Regions from separate parts of the Homo sapiens genome. Here region 2 is linked to region 1. Evidence: read pairs that join two places in POLR2A ChIA-PET (ENCODE). Cell type or tissue: Caco-2. All regions are shown on one strand. Region 1 overlaps TTC13 (tetratricopeptide repeat domain 13). Region 2 has its middle 6.8 kb from the start of FAM89A.

Region 1 (4,000 bases):
GGTTTGTGAAATATCCTTACAACATAGATAAAACAATGGAATTCAATAGAAAAGTTTTTGTTGTTTCCCTGGGAAGATCCAAAATGCCTGATATAACCCCTGGATTAGATAGTTGTAAAATTTGTAATGTAATATTGCCTAATATACTTCTAACGTATTACATCATATAGTAAATAAGCAATCACCCACTCAATTAATTTCTAAATTGCTGTTGGCCAAGAGAGACCACCTTTAGGATATAAAGATAGCTCAAACTCACTGGTCCATTTAATACTTGTCTCTGCGGTTAACAAGAGAAACAGAAAAACCTAGACAAAGTTCATTTATTAATTCAGCCGTTTCACTACCGACTCAGTTTTCCAATCTGTGTAACAGGGACACCCTCCACTCCTTCTATACCTCATGGAGATGCCGTTGGGATGAAGGAGTCAGTAAGTAACTACTCTAACCTCCTCAGACAGTGGATCTATAAAAATGCAAAGCAAGAGTTCCCATCTATTATACTTGCTGATGCTGTGCTTATGAGCATGGTGAAAAGGACAGAGTACCAAATAACTTGGTAGGACTAGTTTGCTGAGGGGCTTTTAATGCTCAAAATGAAAGCACTGTTTCTAGGTTCTTATCATGCAGATCTAAAGCAAATCAAACTGAATTTCAGTTCTTGTGCAATTTGTAGTTAGTTTCTCTTTTCTGAAAAATTCTCATTTTCAAATACCCCAAAGAGCCCCATCCATGTTCCTAAACCTGGCTTTACAGTAACAATGTTAAAAGTGAAACCGTTTGCATTTGTTTACTTTTAAAAATATTTTCAACCTCTTAATACAAATAGGTTGGTATTTTTTGTATTTGTAATCTTTTTCTCCTCCATGAGATATCCAAGGGATATAATTTGAGTAGAGTACCGAAGTTCTGAGTTTTTAAAATTTAAGGTGACTGTCAGAGAAGATGAGAGGAACAGAGGGCAGATACAAAATAAACTGGACAAGTCTATCTGGCAGCTGCTCAAAGCATGTTTTAAGAAATTGTTCTCAAAGCCTGCGGCTGCCAGTCTGAATCCTGAGGGGAGAGAGAGGTCTTTATTAGGAGTATCCTCCACATACTTCCAAAAGGAATGTGAGGTTTATGAAATAGAATCTGCAAAATTCCTTTTGGTTTGGTTTTTAGTGGGATGGGAGTTTTCTTTTAGAATCTGTAAAACTTTAAATTTTCACAGATAAAATAATCTATAATAATTAATATTTGATTCCTGTTTAAAGCTTACAAAGTACTTTTCACATAGAGTATTTTATTGAATCCTCACGATCACTCCAAGAGGCAGAAAGTAGAATTGTTTCCACTTTATAGACATGGAAGGAGAAACTGATTGCCCATGGAGCTTGGAGCGAGAGCTCAAACCAAGACCATTCAACATCAACTTCAATGCTCTGTCCTTGAAATTCATTATTGCACTAATACGTATTGAGCACCTACTTTGTGACAGGCACTGCCCTTAACACTGAGGATTTGCAATGTGCAGCCTTTTCACAGGTAAACACTCTCCCCACAACCCAAATATATGTATGTCAGATCCTCAAACCTCTTTCAATAATAAAATGTCTGTTCTTTCTGCAGAATACATATCCCTGCCACACATTACTAAATTTCTTCACAGCCTTCAAAGTTCTTGTTAAGTACCACCTTCTGGGGCTCCTGTCAGAATGAATTGCTTTTTGGCTGTGCAGGCTGCCTCTGTTTCGTTCTCAGGCCCGTCTGTCTTCCATCAGGTAGCTTGGATATGTCCTGTGTGAGAGCACCTACTGTGTGCCAGGCCTTGAGCGGCACTAAGGAGGCCCAGGTGAGAGAGGCAGCTCCCCGTCAGGTTCCAGGCCCCCGGCTCCTGTCACAAGCCTTCTCACAGTGGGTTCCCCGCACAGACTCGGAACATGGAATCGAGTGCCCAGGCAGGAGGAAGGGCCAGGCTGGAGGCCACGTTTCTGCCCATACTTTCAGTCAGTTCAGATAGCTTTCCTGTTTCCCTCTACCTCCTCTGCCCAGCAGTCAGGCAGTTCTCAAGCAATACTAATACAGTCAATCAAAGAAGGGTCTCCCAACCTGTTCCTGTGGTCTCTCAAGGAGCTGGGTCAAGTTTCATGCCCACTGACCTAGACCCAACCAATGTCACCTAGTCAGTCCTTCTGTCCCTCATCTCCTCAGCCACCACACTGTCAGAATCTACTTCCTAAATTACAGATTTGGTCTCAGTGCTGGAATCTATGCATTTTGGCAACCTAGAATTTATAGATCCTCTGGTCTGCAAATTTAAGTCAAAATGCTTAGCACAGTACTCCAGGATAAGGACCTGCCCTCCACCGACCTTCCAGCTTCATCTCCCTTAAACCATACCCAACTACTTCCCACTCTGTGAACTGCCCATATTTCCATCTCCCCAAGTCATCACCCACGCTCTCCTCTCTGCCTGAAGGGCTTTTCTTCTCCCACCTCCACCCCCTAATCCTACTCAGTCTTCCAGCTCCAGGACAAAGTCCACCTGTTCTTTGGAACTTTCTCTAACTCTGCAGTTCCAATGAATCTTTCTTATCTACATTTTCAAAGCACTTTGTTTATATTACATTCTTGAGTATGTTTACCATATGATAAATTATATGTGGAAAAAGCTTTGCAAACTGTATCCTCTATAAAGGTAAAGTATCATTTCTTCCACTTATTAACCTTTGATCCTTTCCCTTTCTGTATCTCCCTCCAAGAACCCATCAAAGAGTAGGAGCTCAATAAATAATAAATACCAGCCATCAATCAAACGAAATTCCTCCCACCCACAAAAGAGAAGCAGAGTCATCATATGGTACACATATGCACAACACTTTCACCTTCAGAAGTCCTCTGTGAAAGAAAGTTAAACCTTTGTATAGCATAGCTATAGGCTGGTTTTTGTTCAGTTCTAAGGACTGCTGAAAGTCTTCATGGGCTGTTGCATAGTCCTACAAAAAGGAGAGTGGGGGGAAAAATAAAATAGTATTCATTAGATATGTGAACATTTCCTAATTTTTGGCTGGTAGAGAAAAAAAATCTCAATTCATCCTCTGCCCTTTTTGGCTTTAAAGGAAACATTTCATGACACTATATATTGGTTAAGTGCTTATACTACTCATTCAAACAGTTGGGAGTTTTTTAAGAAAAGCGATTGTGAGAAAAACAAAGGTTTAATTTAAGCACTCTGTCTCAACTACAAAAAAATTTATCTCAAATAGTATTATGGTAATAATCTGTTAGAGAAATTTCTGGTACTAGCATTTTATCATACTGGATATTCCCAGAATAATTATGCCACAGATTAACATTAAAATGTGTTATGCTGAGACTCTTTTAATATATTTTCTTTGGCACAGAAAATTGTTATTTAAAGTACTATAAGCCACAGAAATAATTGTGGCAATCATAAATGCCACTCTGATGATAAAAGACAACCTTGTCAGGCTTGGGTCACTTACATAGAGAAGCTACAGTCTGGAAAGCCATGCTAGTTCAGGGTGTGTTTCTTGGGCTGTGAAACCCAAAGAAATTCAAATTGTACCGCTAAGTTTAATAATCACATTGACAACATGCACACCTGCTTCCCTATGAGGACATTTGCGAGAAAGATTGACATACAATCCACAAACTAAATTTATCTTTCTCTCTCTTTTTTTAAATGCCAGTCCAGAATTAGTTATTGCTGACAGCTCAAACAAGAAAATGTTTTTAGTACTTAATGTTCTCCACTGGGTTTAATTTCAGCTACAGAAAATGCTTTTATAACTCTTATGACACAGACATATTACTAAACAGTCAAAGCCCAAATCTATCAAAGAGTCACTTTCTGAGGTCAAGGGAAAAATGAAATCTTCATCATCATAAAAATACTTCAAGACAAAAACCAGTCACCTCTGATATGAAGTACAGGGTTCCCCGATGTCTGTACAGCCGTGCTGAGGGCTGCAGTTGGATAGCTTTAGTGAGGTCA
Region 2 (4,000 bases), 110 kb after region 1:
TCATGATAGAAGTACAGTTCAAACACTGTGGCAGTCCCAGCAGGGCAGGATTCATTATGGAGTTCAGAACATGTATAACAGAAAACTGTTCACTTAAAGTAGGCTTGAAGGGTAAGCAGACTTTCAGAAAGTGAAGACAGACCAGGGAGAGTGGGTAGACTCCTGGTTGGTTGGAAGCTAGGCTGGAACAGTGGCTTTGACCTCAGATTGGGGAGAGTTTTGAATTCCATGCTATGAAGTTTGGACTCTATTTTACAGGCAATGAGAGGTTATATTTTAAAATAATCAGAGCATTAGAAAGATCATTCTGGCACTTTCATGTCTAATAGGCTGTATATGAGTGAACACTAGAGGGAGGGAGAATAGTTAATAGGTGAATGCAACTTTGAATTGAGAGGCAACCTGGCCTGATTTAGGTGGTAATTCAGAGACAGGAAATAGAAATCATCAGCTCTTGATACTTTATAAAGAGCTTTCTCATTTGATCCAAACAACCACTGGGGGATGAGTATGACTCAGAGTTCTACCTGACAATGAGGAATAAAGGGCTGATAAAAGGTAGTTGTATTGCCCAAGTTTGCTCAGCTAATAAACAATAGAGCCTTGCCACAGGCCATTGACTTCTTACTGGGAAGATACCAAAGGCAGAATCCATGTAACTGTTTGTGCAAAGGCTGAAACAAAGTCTGCATTTCTAGGGGATAGCCAAAACACTGGAAACGGAAGACAGGACAGGGGAGTCCGTTCCTCAAGCAGTATGTAGAAACACTGTCATTCAGGAATGAGGGAGGGAGGGAAGGAAGGAAAGAAGGAAAAAGAAAGAAAGAGGGAGAGAGAGAAAGAAAGAAAACAAGAAAGAAAAAGAAAGAAAGAAAGAAAGAAAGAAAGAAAGAAAGAAAGAAAGAAAGAAAGAAAGAAAGAAAGAAAGAAAGAGGGAAAGAAAGAAAGAAAGAAAGAGGGAAAGAAAGAGAGAAGAGGGAGGGAGGGAGGAAGGGAAGGAAGAAAGAAAGACAGAAAGAGTGAGCCAGGCAATATTACATGGTGGTTCACACGTATAATCCCACCACTCTTGTAGCAGGACAAGCTGCAGACAAAACTCATCAGACACCGGGTTAAAGAAGGAAGGAGCTTTATTCAGCCAGGAGCTTCAGCAGACTTGTTTCTCAAAAGCCAAGCTCCACGAGTGAGCAATTCCTGTCCCTTTTAAGGGCTTACAACTCTAAGGGGGTCTGCGTGAGAGGGTTGAGATCGATTGAGCAAGCAGGGGGCTGCACGCACTGGTAATTAGAACGGAACAGAACACGACAGGGTTTTCACAATGCTCTTCCACACAATGTCTGGAATCTATAGATAACACAAGCAGTTAGGTCAGGGGTTGATTTTTAACTACCAGGCCCAGAGCACACACCGGGCTATCTGCCTGTGGATTTCATTTCTGCCTTTTAGTTTTTATTTCTTCTTTCTTTGGAGGCAGAAATTGGGCATAAGACAATATGAGGGGTGATCTCCTCCCTTACTCTGAAAGGCCAAGGCGGGAGGATTGCTTAAGCCCAGGAGTTGGAGACCAGCCTGGGCAACATAGTGAGATTCTGCCTCTACAAAAAAATAAAAAATTAGCTGAACATGGGATACATGGGCTACACACCTATAGTCCCAGCTACTTGGGAGGTTGAGGCAGGAGGATCATTTGAGCCCAGGCAGTCAAGGCTGCAGTGAACCATGATCACACCACTGCACTCCAGCCTGGGCAGTACAAGACTCTGTCTCAAAAAAAAAAAAAAAGGAAGACAGAAGGAAGGAAAAAAGAAAGGAAGAAAGGAGGAAGGAAAAAAAGAAATGCAGTCAAAGGAAGTGCAGAAACCTAGAAAACATTTGGGAAGGATCTCCCAGGAGTTTGATTTTCTCAAGTGCAAGGTGAAGCACTTAGCTGTGGAGGCTTAGAGAGGCAATAGCTTGCCCTTGGGAGATAAGAACAAGCAACTTAAGGGTTTTCAACAGTAGCCAAATATAGTGGATGAGGAGATGGGAAAGTGGGGTAGAGAATTAAAGTAGCATATGTGAAAAATCGAGGCAAAAGGAGACTATGGAATAGACAGGCAAGCTGGTGGGATTAAAAAGGTGTAATGAGAAGGAAAAAAATACCTGGACTGATAGCACCCATTTATTTCACTCTCCCTCCTTCCCTCCATAACCCCTTCCTCCCTCACTTCCGTTTTTCCTTCCTTCCCTTGCTCCTTCCCTCCTTCCTCCCTTCATTTCCTCCTCCTTTTCTTCCACTCCTTCCTTCTTTTCTCTCTCCTTTCCCTTCCTCCTTTCCCTCCTCTTTCCCCTTCCTCCTCCTTCCCTCCTTTCTTCCTTCCTCCTCTCTCCTTTCCTTTCTATTCTCCCTCCTTTCCTACCTCCAGCCCCTTCCTTCCCTCCTTTCTTCCTTCCTCCTCTCTCCTTTCCTTTCTATTCTCCCTCCTTTCCTACCTCCAGCCCCTTCCTTCCCTCCTTTCTTCCTTCCTCCTCTCTCCTTTCCTTTCTATTCTCCCTCCTTTCCTACCTCCAGCCCCTTCCTTCCCTCCTTTCTTCCTTCCTCCTCTCTCCTTTCCTTTCTATTCTCCCTCCTTTCCTACCTCCAGCCCCTTCCTTCCCTCCTTTCTTTCCACCCTCTTTCCTTCTTTCTCCCTTTCTCCCTCTCCTCTTTCTTTCTCTCTCTCTTTCTTCCTTTCTTTCTTTTCTTTCTTTCCTTTTCTTTTCCTTTCTTTCTTTTTCCTTCCTTCCTTCCTTCCTTCCACTTTATTCTTTATTTTACTTTTTAGAGACAGAGTCTTGCTCTGTCACCCAAGCTGGAGTGCAGGAGTGTAATCATAGCTCACTATAGTTTTGAACTTCTGGGCTCAAGGGATCCTCCTGCCTTGGCCTCCCAAAGTGCTAGGATTACAGACATGAGACATCACAACGGCCTCCTTCCTTCCTCTTTAATCTACTTTGTGCCAGGCAATAACCCAGGCTTAAAGATGTAAATAAGTGACTCTGAGACAGTAAATGAAACCCTTTTAGAAAGAGAGTAATTATTTTTGTCAATGGGGTACTCTGCCTAAACATCGGAAATGATTGTGTGGGGCGGGGGGTCACACTCAGTGAAGCCTGCCATTAAAATGTCAAGCCTTCTTTATTTTTAGGAATCATTTTTCTCTGTGGTGGCTTCCAATTTTAATAACACTTTTACACCCGGGCACAGTGGCTCACACCTGTAATCCCAGCACTTTGGGAGGCCGAGGCAGGTGGATCATGAGGTCAGGAGATTGAGACCATCCTGGCTAACACAGTGAAACCCCATCTCTACTAAAAATACAAAAAATTAGCCAGGCATGGTGTGGGCACCTGTAGTCCCAGCTACTCAGGAGGCTGAGGCAGGAGAATGGCGTGAACCCAGGAGGTGGAGCTTGCAATGAGCCGAGATCGCGCCACTGCAGTCCAGCCTGGGCAACAGAGAGAGACTCCATCTCAAAAAAAAAAAAAAAGCACTTTTACATGTGTTACCTCTCTTCATCTCCACAAAAGTCCTTACTTAGTCAAAATATGCCACATAGGCCAGGTGCAGTGGCTCACGCCTGTAATCTAGCACTCTGGAAGGCTGAGACGGCAGATTGCCAGAGCTCAGGAGTTTGAGACCAGCCTGGGCAACATGGTGAAATGCCGTCTCTACCAGAATACAAAAAATCAGCCGTTGTGGTGGCAGGTGCCTGTAATCTCAGCTATTTAGGAAGTTGACGCACAAGAATTGCTTGAACCCAGGAGGCAGAGGTTGCAGTGAGCCAAGATTGTGCCACTGCACTCCATCCTGGGCGACAAAGCAAAACTCTATCTCAAAAAAAAAAAAAAATTATATATATATATATATCTATCTCACATAACTCGACGGAACCCTGGGTGAGCATTTCTCCCTGAGCTCATTCCAATGGCTATTTTTTCCTAGAGAATTCCTCCAAGATGTCCCTTCTACAGCTCAAAT

Evidence for each region. Peaks named below come from ENCODE experiments on the same cell type or tissue, not always from the same donor. Only the 100,000 strongest peaks of a DNase experiment are listed, where the experiment ranks them.
Region 2: POLR2A ChIA-PET joins it to region 1 with 5 read pairs; 2 of 35 experiments call an interaction of 5 or more read pairs at or near these places.

The regions. Positions count from the first base shown.
Region 1 is chr1:230,936,519-230,940,518 of GRCh38, forward strand. It overlaps TTC13 (tetratricopeptide repeat domain 13), which reads right to left. Exons shown (of 23, transcript NM_024525.5): 7 at 3,922-4,000; 8 at 2,868-2,978. Among named protein-coding and RNA genes, the nearest start is that of TTC13, 40 kb to the right of the region's middle. RefSeq lists a silencer at 491-691. In Caco-2, no CTCF peak of the experiment used is centred here; a DNase peak (open chromatin) is centred at 2,473.
Region 2 is chr1:231,045,014-231,049,013 of GRCh38, forward strand. No RefSeq gene overlaps it. Among named protein-coding and RNA genes, the nearest start is that of FAM89A, 6.8 kb to the left of the region's middle. RefSeq lists a cis regulatory region at 1,842-2,130. In Caco-2, no CTCF peak of the experiment used is centred here; no DNase peak of the experiment used is centred here.